Linked DNA regions of Mus musculus: region 1 is linked to region 2. A link is a loop called in an ENCODE intact Hi-C map of the cell type or tissue named here. Cell type or tissue: left cerebral cortex. All regions are shown on one strand.

Region 1 (8,000 bases), 130 kb before region 2:
ATCACCTTCCTGTTCAATCCCCGAACCGAGTCCCACACATCTACAATGCAGTATGAGCCGCGGGAACTGCAGGGAGCTGGGGAGAACGTGCTGGCGGCCCCACGCCATATTCAGTCGCAAATCTCAGCGCCCATTTGTTAAAAGGCCTCTCTGCCTTGCCGCGCCATCCACTCAGACTGTCCAGTATCAAGAGATGGCCCCTCTTTCTAGGCTGTGTTTACAGTTTCTCGACCTTGCCTCGCATAAGTCCCCAGCCTCCGCCCTTCACAGTTATGCTCTCGAATGTAGAACTCTTGTCTGCAGGAGAAGTGTGCTCTTCTAGCTGGGAGGACAGAACAACTCCCGCTGTAGCCCCACCCACTGCACACGTGCAGGGCAGTGCTGCAGTGCAGGCATGGCGCAGGTCCGGCGGCTGCTTACTGCTAGCTCATGGCATCTCTTCCCACCTTGTCAGTCTGGCCTTGAAGCCGAGGGGACCCTGGAGGCTCTGATGTGAACCTGCCTTAGCAGGGTGCCTTCAACTTTCAGGAGGATGTTCCTCCTACATAGAACTTGTTTCCTGGCAGAGCAGAGTGGAGAGTGTGAGAGAGAGAGCAGGCTTTTCTACGTCTCTCTCAATGTTAGAATCAGAGACAGACAAATTGAGGTAAGAATGAATAAACGCTGCTCACAGTGCTCAGAATGGGCACAGTCGTACCAGCCTAAAGAAACATAATCGAGAGAGTTACAGGCTTACTCGACTTACATGATAGGGTCTGGGGACTCCAGCATGGCTGTCTGCTCTGGAAACCTAATAGCTCTCCAGTCCATGAAACTGGATGCCCCCAGTGGTCCCAGTCCATCACTGAATGCCTGGTAACACATCTGAGAGTTGCTGGTATCTGATCCACACTGGAAGGCCCAAGAATTGGGAGTCTGTCCTGCGACAGATGCAGGCAGTAGGCTCTGCTTTTTTTCTTGGCTCTCTATGCCAGGGGAAGTTGTCACCTCGTGTCTTCTCTCAGTTAAACCCTTCTAGGAACTCGCTCATAGACACAGGCAGAAGTGTGTCTCTCAGGTGACTCCAGACAACAAAGATCAACCACCACAAAAGCCCACCGACCTGGACTCAGGTAAAGAGAAACAACATACTTAATGTGCAAGGAGAATGCACATTACAACCACTTCGAGGCCACCAGGCCAGAGTGACCATGACCATGATGAAGGTGGACCATACTGGATGCCCAGCAGGAAGGGGGAAACCTAATTCACATACCTACCTCATGTGAACTGAGTGGATGATGTCATGGAACGTTTTAGTAGATTGTGCCTTGGGGTTTTGACCTCCACCTGAGTCTAACACCTATCAGGGATTCATCTGTTCCTCTGAAATCATGGATTAGAATGTTCATAGATGTGCTATATTTTTAAAAGTACGCTTGCCTTTGTGTGTATGTGTGTGTGTGTGATGCATGTATGCACACACATGCTCACCATGCCACATATGTAGATCACAGGACAATCTGTGGGAGTCCATTCTCCTTCTACCATTGGGTCCTAGGGATCAAAGGCAGGTCTCCAGGCTTCACTCCAAACCCCTGTATCTCCTGAGCCATCCTGCAGGCTCCAAACTATTAGTTTTCATTTGCTCCAAATTGGAAATTTTATCTTTCAAGATTAGAATGGACAAATCAAAACTGGTGTGTTCACAGGACAGGATGCTACACAGCATTGAGAAGTGGTGACAGCTGACCCCACCATCTTGAGAGAATCTCATGAACCAAATGAGCCTGGTGGGAGCGTGAGCTCATACCATTTGGCTCCATTATGGTGGTCATAAGCAAAACTTGTTTAAGATGCTAGAAGACAGGATGGTTGCCCTGGGGAAGAAAGAGATCGAGAAGACAGGGCAGAGGTTTCTGTGGTGTGATAAAGTGTATTTGTATCTTCAAGAAGTGTGGTTTACTATGGCACCTTCAGTTTTGGGAGCTCATTGAGCTTTGCAGACCTCTGTGTGATTTTTTTAAAAAGTAATCTTTCTCTATTGTGTCTTTGCATGTTGGTGTCATGGCTTGTATGTGGAGATGTGGAGGTCAGAAGACAACTTGCAGGAGTTGGTTCTCCTGTGTGGGGTCTGGGAATCCTGTGGTCAGACTTGAAGGCAGGTACCCTACCCACTGAGCCATCCTGCCAGCTCCTCTGTGGTGATTTTCACAAGAAACTGAAAAACAGAAAAGATGGGCTGAGATGTACCTCCTAGCTCCTTGGTAGAACATGTGACCAACACATTAAAGGCCCTTGATGAAAAGATTCAAAGGGGGAGCTGAAGAGATTTCCTAGTGATTAAGAGCGCTTGTGCTGACAAAGGACCTTGGTCCGATTCCCAGCACACATATGGTGGCTCACAATCATCTGTAACTCCAGTTTCTGGGGTATCTAACAGCTCTGGCCTCAGTGGGTACTATGTGTATGCGGGGCACATATATACTTGTAGGCAAACAGACATACTGTCATCGTCAGGATTTCTATTCCTACACAAAACATCATGACAAAACATCAAGCAAGTTGGGGAGGAAAGGGTTTATTCAGCTTCCACATTGCTGTTCATCACCAAAGGAAGTCAGGACTGGAACTCACACAGGGTAGGAACTTGGAGGCAGGAGTGGATGCAGAAGCCATGGATGAGTGCTGTTTAAAGGCTTGCTTCCCCTGGCTTGCTCAGCCTGCTTTCTTATAGAACCCAGGGCTGGGCCCTCCTGCCTTGATCACGAATTGAGAAAATGCTTTACAGCTGGATCTCATGGAGGCATTTCCTCAAGGGAGGCTCCTTTCTCTGCAATAACTCCAGCTGTGTCAAGATGACACACAAAACCAGCCAATACACATAAAATAAAATAAAATAAAATAAAATAAAATAAAATAAAATAAAATAGATATAACTTAAAATTTTTATATTAGATAAAACTGCTCAGAGAAGCCTAGAATCATGGGATTGGATGTGTTCCTTTCTCTGCCTGTGGCAGGGCGGCCAACCCTAGGATCCAGGACCTACATGTAACCTGAGCTCAGGCACCCACAGTTCAGCATCTTTACCACCCTCATCTCTAGACAAGAGCTGGAGGAGAACACAGCACATATTCAAAGGGTTAGCAGAGCCCTCAACCTTACCCTGCCCATGAGCATGGCCCAGGCCCAGCTGCTCTTACAAGCAGGTGGGGTCACTTGCCCTGCAACTGGCATGAGGTGTTCTGATGCCCTTGCCAGCTCTCTGAACCAGAGGCAGCCTGCCTGTGAGGTTCCTACAACATCCCCAACTCCACAGTCGCTCTCGCTAATGACACATGCTTGATCTTTCTCGAAAATGATTACAATTCCTAAATGAGCGAACAAAAATAAACCTCTTAATTAACTAGAGAATTTCTAAAAGGAGAGAGGGGGGAGGGGAGGGGAGGGGGGAGGGGAGGGGGGAGGGGAGGGGAGAAGAGAAGAGAAGAGAAGAGAAGAGAAGAGAAGAGAAGAGAAGAGAAGAGAAGAGAAGAGAAGAGAAGAGAAGAGAAGAGAAGAAGAGCCACCTGAGCAGAACGTGCACAGGCTCCAAGCATATGCTGGGTAATACCGTCTCTGCAGATGGTTCCGCTGAGCGCCGTGACTGTGGTGGGTGGGGTGGGAAGAAACTGAGCTGTTTTGGGCACAGGATTCCCAAAGGGTGTTTTCCCGAACACTAGGCTTACAGTGGGACAGTTCCGAGAGCTTGCAGGATTCATGCTTTTTTGCATTTGGGGAGCCAAGGAGTTAAATGTAGTCAGATGCACCTTTGCCTGCAGGACTTCCCTAGGACAGTGGAACTGAGGTCACCAAGACAGGGCCTGAACATCTGACCACTCAGCACTTTCTGGCTTGTGGAGGACTGGTTGGTGTGTGTTGCTCCACAGAACCCATGGTGGGAAACACTGATGACCATGGACTTGAACTTGGTTCAGGAGTGGGAAGGAAAGGAATTGAAGAAGTTATCTTTTGTGGTGTGTGTGTGTGTGTGTGTGTGTGTGAGAGAGAGAGAGAGAGAGAGAGAGAGACAGAGAGACAGAGATATAGACAGAGAGACAGAGGCAGAGAGAGACACAGAGAGAAGGGGAGTGTATTACTGGCCTTGAAGGCCTTGAACTCACCAAGTAGGCTAGGCAAGAAAGCCCAGAATTCCACCTGCCCCAGCATCCCAGCAATGGTTTATAAGTACACGACACCATGCCTGGCTGCTTTTGCGTGGGTGCTAGAGGTTGAATGCAGGTTCTCATGCTTGCAAACCAAGCATTTTAGGGACTGAGCCATCTCCCCAGCCCCCTCAGCTAGTGCATTTAACATCACATTATTAGACAATGGCATTTATTTGTATACAAGACAGGGGCTATTGACAACTTCCTCAATGGCTGTCACTTTCCTTCTTCGCTAAAAGAATCTCAGTTTCTCTCCCACGGAAATAGGCTTAGTAACAAAGCGTCTTCTATTTCTCTTTGCACGGCTTTTATGACTCAAACCTTACCAATCACAGAGAGAGATTTTTCTGGGACTCCTAGGAAAGACATTCTTCTCTAATGGGCAGAGGCACCGAAGGAGAAACCCTCTCTTTCAATAATTCTTTCTTTTTCCTGGTAGAGAATTCAGCGTAGGGAGAAGAGGTGGCTGGAGCCATGGCAGCCATCTTTTGACTCTAAGTATGAGAACCAGCCAGCTGGCGATCCACAGGGAAAGGGCAAAGAGTCTGAGAACTTTGGGTAGATGAGCTGGCATTGAGCAACCTAGCTTTCACTCGTCACAGAAACAGTAAATGGCCCCATGGTTCTAGTCAGCACCAGCTCGGTTTGCTAATTGTGCACAGAAACATCTCAATAGCACAACGGGATTCTGTTGCTGCTCATCAGTGTCCTGCTCTCTCCTCTGTAAGAAGCCCTAGGTCACAGGCCATGTCCCCAAGTGTTTATATAATAAGCTCAGCTCAGAACGCCTCATGGGATAAGAGACAAAAGCCTGAGATGGTAGCGACTTGACAAGGCGACAGCTTGTCTTGCTCTATTAGACCCCTACCTGGGCCAGGTAAGTTGATTTCAGTAGCTATGTTATTTGGAGCACATGTTCACTGGTCACGTTAATCTAAGCCATGCAGTGATAGCAAGCATTGGGATTCCGTGGTTAAAGGTTTCTTAGGAGCTCACAGAAAGTTCGCTCTTGGCTCATGAGCTCCGAGGTATTCTCTTTCATGCCTCATTTTGGTGAGGTCCACAGTGTTTCTTTAACATGAGGTCTCTGACTAGGTCCCGGGACTCAGCAATTAGGTTATGTTGGTTGGCTGGTGAGCCCAGTGTTTGCCCCTCCCCCACACCGGCATTACAGGCACATGCCACAGCCTCAAGCCTTTTTGTGCGGGTGCCTGGGATTGAACTTAGATCCTTAGATTTGCTCAGCAAACACTTTACTAAGTACCTCACTGGCCCTGCCTCAGGGTGTCCCATTTCCTGTTATCTGGGCAATGGCTGAGGCTGAGGCTCCATTTTCCCGGGAGACTACCCACACAGATGAAAAGCTGGGATTGGCATTTGATCCAGGGCTTTCTCCACATGGTCTCTGCGCAAGCCTAGGGGAATATCCTTTGGTTCGATAGCTGGCTCCCCCACCCCCCACCCCCCAGAATAGCTGGAGACACCGAGAGGGTAGTCAAACCTGTCACCAGCCGTAGAATCACACTCTGCTCTGTTCTCAGTGTTGGAGGCAGCCACACCAGAGATGGAGTCACTAAGGACCACTTTGGAGGCTGGTTGCCACATCCATCTCCAGCCACCATTCTCTGTGTCTGATCCAGGGTGGCTTGCTGTCACTCTCCTCCAGGAAAACAGACATTCCAGGGGACCAGGACCTCTGTGACTTACAACAGAAGCTCTTAGCTCCACTCCAGATGAGATCTTGCCTAGACAGAGAGCTGAAGAGTGACCCTGTGTTCTTGAGAACTCTAGCACCCAGGCGCGATTTCTGACACCCTCACAGCCACTGTCCGGGACACTGAGTCCTAGAGGGAAGATTGGTCTAGGGTCAGGGGCTGCATACACTGAACCAAGCTTCGCACTGGATCTAAGGCTGCCACCGTTTTCTGAAGCTAAGAGTCAGCACCTGAGGGGCAGCCAGCAAACCTGCTTCCTGGTTATGCCCCTTCTACAACCCAGAGGTGTGGTAGATAATGGCACCTTCTTCTTTGTATTGGCTAGTTTTCTCAGTGCTGTGCCAAAATATCAAGCAGAAGCAACTACAGGAAGGAAAGGTTTAGTTTACCTCATAGTTCAGTTGGATATGGGCTATTGTGGTAGAGATGGTCGGCACCAGAAGCTTGCCAGTAGCCAGGCATGCAATCACCTTTCCCCAAAGACTGCTTTCTCCTTCCCTTGAGATCTGCAGCACAAAGCCTCTGCACCTTCAAGGCCTCAACATCCAAGGGACTCTCAGACATTCCAAAGGACAACTGGACGTTCCTGGCTACTTTTGGTAATACCAGTGTGTGCGAAGATAATAGTTTCATGACAGAAGAGAGTAAGTAGTAATGGACTCTGATAAACCAGAATAGGAAGAGATTTCTTTGTGGGCTTAGCTGTAAAACTGCCCCTTTCTTTAGCTGCCAGCAGCCAGCGAGAAGGTGTCCACCACAGATTTATTAACTGCTGGGGACACGATAAGATGATTTAAGGCTCCTGATCTGCCTGCCTCCAAGAAGCTGTAATAAAGACTCAGCAATTTGCCTGCATTCAAATGAGGCAAATGAGCAGTTTCTCAGGCTGGTGTGTGTGTGTGTGTGTGTGTGTGTGTGTGTGTGTGTGTGAGGTCTGAGACCAGCAGTTCTCTGAGCTTCAGAGCAGTAGAGACAAGCTCTGCTTGTTACTGGGGATAGCCCTCCGGGGCTGCTGATTTGGTGGGTTATCAGGCATGCAAGTGACTGTAGGGCATCGTGTGACATCCTACGAGGGGCTCCAGGGACATGGATGATGGGAACCTGAAATGTACACTTGAGTGTGTTAGCTGTTAGTACTGTCATTTCCAGCTGAAAGCCAACAGGGCACACAGTGACTCCTGTCTTAAAGAGAAACGTGCATGGGAGGATTAATAGCAGGAACCTCAGTCTAGCCTTCCAACCTCACTGGAGTACCCCAAGACCAACAGCAGTAAGTAACCCTCACTCTGTGTTTCATAAATATGTCTGAGCGGGACCCTGTTGGATGTGTGCATGGATGTGCATGAGCCTGCGTGAATGCGTGGGTGTGTGGGGTGTGTGCTCATGCATGTGTGCATAAAGGTCCTCTTAGTGTGACCAGGGCTGAAGCTTTAGCTCAGTTCAGAGCACACTTGTGTGGAGTACTCATGATTCCAGCATCAAAATCCAAATCCTTTCAAAAAGGTTAGGTGGGTGAACACTTGTAAGCCCAGCACTCAAGAGGCTGAGGCAGGTGGATTACCATGTGTCGGAGGCCAGTCTATTTCAAAACAGAAGCAAACAAATGAGGCATCTGGCTTGTGTATGTGTTGTGTGCATGTGTATGTGTGTGTTTGTGTACATGTGCGTGTGTGTGCAAGTGTGTGTGTATGTTGGGCATGTTCTGAGTTTGTAGCCCTGTTCTTCAAAGCACTTGGGCTGTTACATGGAAAGGACATGGATGTGATGGAGGGGCTTGCAGAAACCCTACCCTGGAGCTAACCTTACTTTTGATCTAGTTTCTACTTTGGGAATGAGAATTGTGGGTGTAGGTCATGTTTATTTTCTCAGATTATGAGGCATCTGGAGCTCAGAGAGATGGGTGTGGTGGGTCACAGCCTGCAATCCCAGCATTTGGGAGGCTGAGGCAGGAGAATCTGGAGTTCAAGGCTAGCCTCTCTTATAGAAGGAGTTTGAAGCTGACTTTACCTCGGAAAAACAGAACTAATATTGGCTCCATTGGTAAAGGCTTTCTGTGCAAGTGTAAGGACTTAAGTTTGGATCCCCGGAGTTCACA
Region 2 (8,000 bases):
GGGTGGGGATTGGGGTGGGTGAGCAGCATAGACACAAATAATCTTCCCATTCTTTGTACGCGGTGGAAATGAGCTTACTTGTTAAGTTGGGGGGGGGATCCCCAGATAATTATCATAGCATGCTGCTGACACCCTAAACAGTTCCTTTTTAAAATTGAATTTCTAATATCCTGGCTTTGGAGATTATCATATTGAGACATGAATCCCTTGGAAAGAGGTTCAGGAATCATACACACTGTGTGATAAAGGCACCTGCCACAGAAACGGGTGGGGACATAAATCTCCTGCCATGTGTTTAGAATGCCTGATTGTGCCACCTGACTGACAGAGTGGGGTCATCAGAAACCTCTCAAACTGCCACCCCATGCGTAGTTCCGTCATTAGAACCACACAATGGATATGCTCAATATGTTATCAGTTTCCATATCAGATCCCAAGTTGAGGGAACTGTATGAGTTCTGTCTTCAAAAAGCCTCCAACGCTGGCCTTGAGAGATGGCTCAGACAGTAAAGGGCTTGCTGCATAACATTGAAGACTCAGGTTCAACCCCCTAGGAACCATGTGGAGAAGCAGGCATGGCTACACATGGCTCCACTCTGAGTCCTGGGGTATGGAGATGAGACTGGGGCTCAGTGGCTGTCAGCCTCGTCAGATCAGTGAGCTCTGGGTTCCCTGAGAGATCACCTTCCAGAAAGTAAGGAGAATGGCTGTCCAGATGACTCATGGGTAAAGGTGATGACTGCCAAAGGGAACAACTTGAGTTTGATCCCCACAGCTGAAGGAAAGAACCAGTTCCTGCAAGTGTCCCCCGATCTCTAGGTGAGACACTCTGGAAAAGCATGCACCCCCACCGTCCCACACCCATATACAACAAATAAGAATGCAATATGTTTGGTTTTTAAAATAAAGTGGAAAGTTTCTAAGGAAGACACCCAAGGCAGACATTTGGCCTCCACATGCATGGACACACATGTGCACAAAATAAATAAATGAACTAGTTTAATCAAAAGCGTCCATGGAGTGACAGGCACGCATGTCCACAATACAGCTGGTGCTTGGAAATCCATCACAGAGGGAAGACAAGAGTTAACCGGCACAGAGCAGCAACCTGTTGATGCCATTTTGGGGACAGGAGGTGGCTTCAGGTTAGATCTGTGTCAATCACCATAATCGCGTTGCTATGATGTGTTGAATGCTTGCCTTTGAAGGTTTGTGCTGCTGCTAAGAACATAGATACTTGATACCGGAGGGTGTCTCCTTGCTCACAGAGACAATTCTGCTGGAAACCCGATGTCCCTAGAAGTTTTCTGTCAATGACAGATAGCAAGTAGGTGGCTGATCACTTCTGGTTGTTCTTTAGAGGGCAGCTTGAAGCACACAATGGCGTATTCCAGGAGTCTCCGGTGGGAGGACATTCTACCTGAAGATCCCCGCTACATGCTGCCCCCCTGGACTGTATACCTCAGCTCCGTTCTCTTCACTGTGCTCTAGATCACCTTCCAAATAAAGTCAGTGTGCCCACATTCCTCTATCAAAGTCTGAGAGATTTTGTAGTAGCTGAGTGCCAGCAGCTGGTGTTTGTTAGAAGGCATCAGCTATGAGGGATTAGGATCAGCGGGTTAAGAGCACCTGCTGTACAGGAATGAGGACCTGAGTTCAAGTCCCCCCAGCACTCGTGGGAATATATGAGGGTGATGGTGTGCATATCTCTAACCCCAGTGCTGTGGGGAATAGAGACACGAGTATCACTTGGGTTTGCTGGGCATGAGGGTTAAATGAGAGACCCCATCTCAAGGGAATGACATGGTTGGTGTTAGACCAGGATGTCCAACATCTTCCTCTGGATTTCAGTGCATCAGAACACATACAATGCAAAGGGAGGTGGGGAAGAGAGAGAGAGGAGAGAAGAAGGAAGGGAGGGAGAGTGAGAGAGGGAGGGAAGAAAGGAGGGAAGGAGAGGGGGATGGAGAGAGAGAGGGAGGGAGGGAGGGGGGAGAGGGAGGGAGGGAGGGAGGGAGGGAGGGAGGGAGGGAGGGAGAGAGAGAATAGCTGGATACCCCAGAGAGTCTTCCAGGGGCTTGAGAGTTCTTCTTGGGCCTCATCAGAGCTCCATACTTGGAGTCTTTTACTCTCCTGTAGTTGTGGTCAGTGGCCCATCCCAGTGGTCAGTGATCCTTCCCAGGGCCTTCATCCTAAGCCATCTCCATCCACCCAGGTGTTCAGTCCCATCTTGGGCTCTGCTACATGGCAAAGCCATCTTTTCTAGAAAGCAGAAAACACTCTAATTGTCTTAGAAGGAAATTTAACAAGGAACTCACATCAAATGTGGCAAGTGTTTAAAATCAGAGAGAGGGGGAAGGTTTTCAGATTTGGGATTCTAGGGAGCACTGAGGCAAATTTTCCTTTCAGGTAAGAGGTTTGCTAGAACCATTATTGATGTCATAGGCTGGCAGGTGGGCTACAGCACAGTGGGACATTTAGGGAGAGATTGGGCCCACATGGCAGAGGAAGGGGATTTCTTTTTATAGGTTTTAGAGGAATGGGGGCCATTCCATGCCTCACAGTTGACGAATAGCCCAGTGTATATACTTAGAGTCAGGCTGTCTCTGAATCAGCTATGATCAGGTTGGGGGTATAAGAAGAATCTAGAAAAACAAATTGCTTTAGTTCTGGACAACAAATGACTGTAGCTTTGGGAACTGTCACCGTTCAACCAAAATGGAAGAGCTTATAAACTGGAAGCATTACAAATGGCTGACTAACAGCTGTCACTCAGAGAGTGGAAGCTTCGGGACTCCATGACTGGTGGCACAGTCAACAGAGAAGTGTGGTCACCAATATCCCAGGATCCCATCCTCTCTGACATGGGTAGTCCACTGGGAAAGCTGGGGTGAGATTCAGGAGCTGACACTGGAAACTAAAACACGGCACTATTCTCTTCCTGTCTTCTGCTCTCACATAAGTAGTGTTCACTAGAAAGTCAAAATGGACTGACTCCAAAGGGCTCAGGAGGTTGAGTAGTGTGGATCTATGGCCCAGCAAGAAGACAGCCCATAGTCACTTACTGTGCATTTCATAATGAGCTAGAAGGCAGGAGTCTGAAGGCAACATGAAGAGAGGACACAAATGTCAGGAAACAAAATGATAACAGCCCTGATTGGTTTATTTCCCACAACACATGTGTGCTGAGCCTATTGCACTGCACCCTGCATACATGTGCAGGTAAATGAAAGTGGCAAGAATCCAACAGGAAAGAGATGCTTTGAAGGGTGTCTCCAAACTGTCCACGGCAGTAAGGAACAGGGATGGCATTACAGAGCAGAAACAAGTCTCATCAGTATTTAATAGTCACCAAAATCAGCAGACCCTAGGCTCTGGGTTTTCTTTTGCTTTGGTACGTGTCTGTCTGTCTGTCCATCCATCCATTTGTCCATCCGTCCATCTGTCCATCCATCTCTCTCTCCCTCTCCCTCCCCCCCCCCCTCTCTCTCTCTCTCTCTGTGTGTGTGTGTGTGTGTGTGTGTGTGTGTGTGTGTGTGTGTGTGTGTGTGTGTGTGTGTGTAGAACACAAGTCAACCTGAAGTATCCCTCAGGAATCATGCACCTTTATTTTTGAGACATGGTCTCTCTTCCTGGACTGGAGGTGGCCAAGTAGATCAGGCTGCATAGCCAGTGAGCCCCCAGAAATCTTTCTGTTCCCCTTCCCCGCAATGGGATTCATGTACCACCACACACTGCTTTTTTGTTTCGGTGCTGGGAATTGAGTCAGCTCTGTCACCATCTACTGAACCCCCAGACTGCATTCAGAATGAAGTCACTGACACCTGCCCAGTACCCCTGCTTGTCTTCAGTCACCTACTGACCCAGATCCCCACAAGAGACTTCAGGAGATTCAGGTCTCTCCCATGGGATGCATCTTTACTCCTGGATGATGTCAAATTCTAAAGCACCTATGCTGGTTCTCCTGATGTGTCCAGATTGAACACACAGGACTGGTCCCGTGACCCCTTAGAATCCCCTTCACAGAAAGTGTGAGCAACAAACCTCCAGCCTTCCTTAATCATGGGTAAATCCTCTGTCAGGCTGCCAACCTCACCCCATCGAGGGGCTACTCCCGCTTCAAACTCCACTTCCTCTATTCATATGTCTTGCCTTGGAAGATTCACATCCCTCCACCTCCAGACTCTCATTTGGTGTCTTCTTATGCTCTGTCCGTTTCTGCTGTTAGCTGGGGAAAAGTCTCCTTTTCCTTCTTCAGGCCCCTACCCAACCCCCTAGATGGTTTCATTCTCTCTACACTGGCTGCTTTATTTGAGCTGACTAAGATTCCCCCCCCCCCCAGAAAGCCTGTTTGTCACTCATCTCTCTTGAGCTTCCATCCCTCCTCCCATCCCTTTCTCACAGCTAGATATCCCCAAAAAAGTATTACACACCCACTGCCTCTGCTTCCTCACCTCCCACAAAGTCCCAACCACTAGCAATCTGGTTCCCCTACCCGAACAATAGCAGAAATGTGCTCTCTTAAAAGGCTACTGGTAAGTGACCTCCAATTTGACCGAACCCCACAATCCAACCTGGCCAGTCCCCTCCCTCCAAGACCCACTCATCAGCCAGGCCATGCTCACTACTTTTTTGGGGTGGGGGTGGGGGTGTCTTTGTTTGTTTTTTTTTAATACAAAATTTTTTTTTGTTTGTCGGGTGTGCATACATGTGAGGGCCTCCCTGTGTATGAGATCCCGTGTGTGAAGGCCAACAGCACACGAGTTTCCTCTATTGATCTCCATACTTCTTTTTTGAGACTGGGTCTCTCCCTGGACTGAGAGCTCGGTGATCTGATCGATAGGCTAGACTGAATGGCCAATGAGCTTTGGAGAGCCGCCTGTTTCTGGCCTCCTGGTGCTATGGTTATAGATGCACACCGCTTTTATAGGGGTTCTGGGGAGCCTGAACTCAGGAGCACATCAGGCACTTTAATCAAAGATTATCTCCCTCGTTTCACGTTTGCCGTTTGACCATCCTGCAAGCCAGCAGCTGAGCTGGTCAAGTGCAGCTCACACATGAGCTTCCGATGAGTGGCAGGCCAGGCTTGCATGTACCAGTCAGACCCATGGGTAACTAGAATGCAGGAACATAGCTGTATCCCTGTCTGAGTCTCCCTTGTGTTTCTTTCTGCTTCTCACTTGCCCAAAGCCCTGTTCTTGAACCGCAGGACCAGTCTCCTTGATAAGTAACAATGTCAAGGAAGACATGTGGGGTCTCAGGGAGTCTGTGCACTCAGTACTTGGTACTTAGATTATACCAGATACTAAGTTTTGTGTTTCTGAGGCAGAGCTTCTTGTAGCTCAGGCTGAGCTTGAACTCCTTATATACCCAAGGATGACCTTAATCTTTTGATCCTCCTGCCTCTGCCTCCCATGTGCCAGAATTACAGGTTTGGGTCATGTTATATAAGCTGCTCTGGTGCATCTCCTTTGTAACATAGATTTGCTCTGTAGGTTCTCTTCAAGCAGTGAACGTGCACAGTGTAGTACACTCTGGAGGCATTTGTGCCGTTCAATACTCCCATCCACCCCTGGGCATGTTCACACTTGTTAGTCTGTTTATGTTTGGAAAAGTGGGTGGTTCCTTAACTTACTTAAATACCATCCTTTACAGGTGGGAGGCTGGACTCTTTAACTGAAACCCAGAGAGAGTCCCTTTCCAGAATTCACGTCCTTAACCAACAAACCTTCTGGCCTGTCACCTGGGCATACCATGAGCCCCTTGGATCTCCCTAACTATCCCAACTTTTGGCCTTGACTTCTCCCCACCTGGACTTCCAACTCCCTTATTTTTCTCCTTATCAAAATGCCACGAGTCCCTCAAAAACTCTTCACTTGCCATCATCATCCCCTTGAGATGATTTTTTTTTTTAGTTTTATCTTACATATATGGCTGTTTTGCCAGGGTGTAGGTAGGTATACCAGACATGCTCCCAGGAAGATGGAAGAAGACGTTGGCTCCCCTGGAACCAAGGTTACAGGTGGTTGGGAGCCACTGGAGTAGGTTGGCCTGATGCTGTGTTTATTCTAATGCTAATATTGGGCCCCCAAACTGGTTGCCTCAGAGAGGATAGAGTCCACACATAGCCCTAAGTGCCCCTGCCTTCAAGTTATTCCTGATTGGTAAATAAAGATGTTAACAGGCAATATCTGGGCAGAAGAGACATAGGCAGGGTTTGGGTTTCACAGACTTGAGGAAGGAGAAGTTGCCATGGGTTAGGTGAGCCATAAAAACATGGCCCTGAGGGCTGGTCAATTGAAGTTAAGAGCAGCCCAGATGAAACATAATAAATAGTAAGTAATAATTCAGGGCTATTAATAGGAAAGTAGATTCTAATAGCATAGAAAGTAGGTATCCACCCAGCTCTTGTGCTGTTTAAGGTTTATTGCAAATATAAAGGCTGTGTGTGTGTTTTATCTGGGAACTAAAGGGTCAAAACCTGAGTAGAGACTCTTGATCTGGATTAAATAATTTCTATAACAGGCCACCTTGTGATTGCTGGGAATTGAACCCAAGTCCCTGTGAGAGCAATGAGCCTCTTGATGGCAGAGCCAACTCTCCAGCTCCTTCCCTTGAGATTTTATCTGCTTGGAAGTACTTTCTGCACTGGGAAGGAAGAATTCTTCTGCCAAATGCACTAGCTTTGTGCTGGGACGGTTCAGATACATAGCTGGTCAGCACTGCCAGAGTGTATGATGTCCATGTCTTCCATTTTTCACAAACACCAAGGGAATTGCATTAGACTAACCTGCAGTGTTGTCCCACGCGGGACCAGGCAGGGTTTGGTTCCTGCTCAGTTCTCCGAGTTCCTTTGAAAGAGAAACCAAGGGCTTGATTAAGGAATGGCAAGAATCTTGTAGCCACTCACAGTTCCTACTGCAATAAATCTCCCGGAGGAACAATGCCGAGACAGGGACATAAATGACGATGGCTGTGCTTCCACAGTTGACTGGATTATAAAACAAACCACACAATTACGACTATATGTTCCAAACACGCCATAAATGAAAGCAGAGAGAGGCGGGGGTAGGGACAGAAACTGAGGGTGGAGAATTTGCTCTGTCCACTGTGGAGTCTGAACTGTTAGGGGCAGGCAGGTTTAGTGTAGGCTCCCGAATTAAGATTATAATTTTAGGGCTGGCAAGATGGTTCCACGGGTAAGGAATTTGCCACACAGTCCTGAGGCTATGCCTTAGCTTATGTATACCGACATCACACACACACACACACACTTCACACTTCTAAACCAGAACTATTAAATTGAGGCTTTGCTCCCTGTCACCTCCTTGACCTAGACACCTATTCAGCTTCTCTCTGTCTGATTTTCTGTATCTATAATGTAGGTGACATCACCTGCTTCATTCTCAGGGAATCCCTTGCTAGCCTAGAGCTTGTAGAGTAGGCAAGGTGGCTGGGCAGTGAGCTACAGGTCTGGATTCACTTCCCAATACTGGGATCACCAACACATGCTACAATGCAGCCTTTTAATACCAGACTTGAGTCCTCTAGATTAAACAGTAAGCTTGAGACCAACTGAGCTAACAACAAGTCTTTTGAGTGGCTGTTTTCTTTGCTGCTCTTTGTTGGATCTTGGAGACTCCTGACACTCATTTTAGAGATATAGAAACTGAGACCTAGAGAGAGAAACATTTGTCCAAGGTCACAGCAGAAATCAGGATCTGGGCAACTATTGTGTTCCTTCTAAAGTAATTTTTACACCATCCTGAATTCTAGAATACTCTGAGTTCATCTGCTTGTGTAGCTATATGGTGTGAAGAGCCCCTGGGAAGTGTCTCTGGCCACCCCAGGTTTCTATTTGTCCAGCATTAAGAACTCTTCAGGCTGTACCAGGAGCTTCCTGCTAAGCACATCAAGACTCTAACTAGAAAGGCCGCCATGCACACATGATGGAGCTTGGGACATGGAGCCAGGACTCTTAGTTTGAAATCTATCCATTA

What was found. A loop is a pair of places that touch in the nucleus more often than their neighbours do. Peaks named below come from ENCODE experiments on the same cell type or tissue, not always from the same donor. Only the 100,000 strongest peaks of a DNase experiment are listed, where the experiment ranks them.
Region 1: a loop joins it to region 2, with 2.5 times the contacts of the local background. A loop is called at or near these places in 3 of 42 quality-filtered maps.

Annotation. Positions count from the first base shown.
Region 1 is chr17:48,786,367-48,794,366 of GRCm38, forward strand. No RefSeq gene overlaps it. Among named protein-coding and RNA genes, the nearest start is that of Lrfn2, 140 kb to the right of the region's middle. In left cerebral cortex, no CTCF peak of the experiment used is centred here; DNase peaks (open chromatin) are centred at 3,646, 4,270 and 4,534.
Region 2 is chr17:48,918,679-48,926,678 of GRCm38, forward strand. No RefSeq gene overlaps it. Among named protein-coding and RNA genes, the nearest start is that of Lrfn2, 9.9 kb to the right of the region's middle. In left cerebral cortex, no CTCF peak of the experiment used is centred here; a DNase peak (open chromatin) is centred at 4,417; H3K27ac peaks cover 546 bases.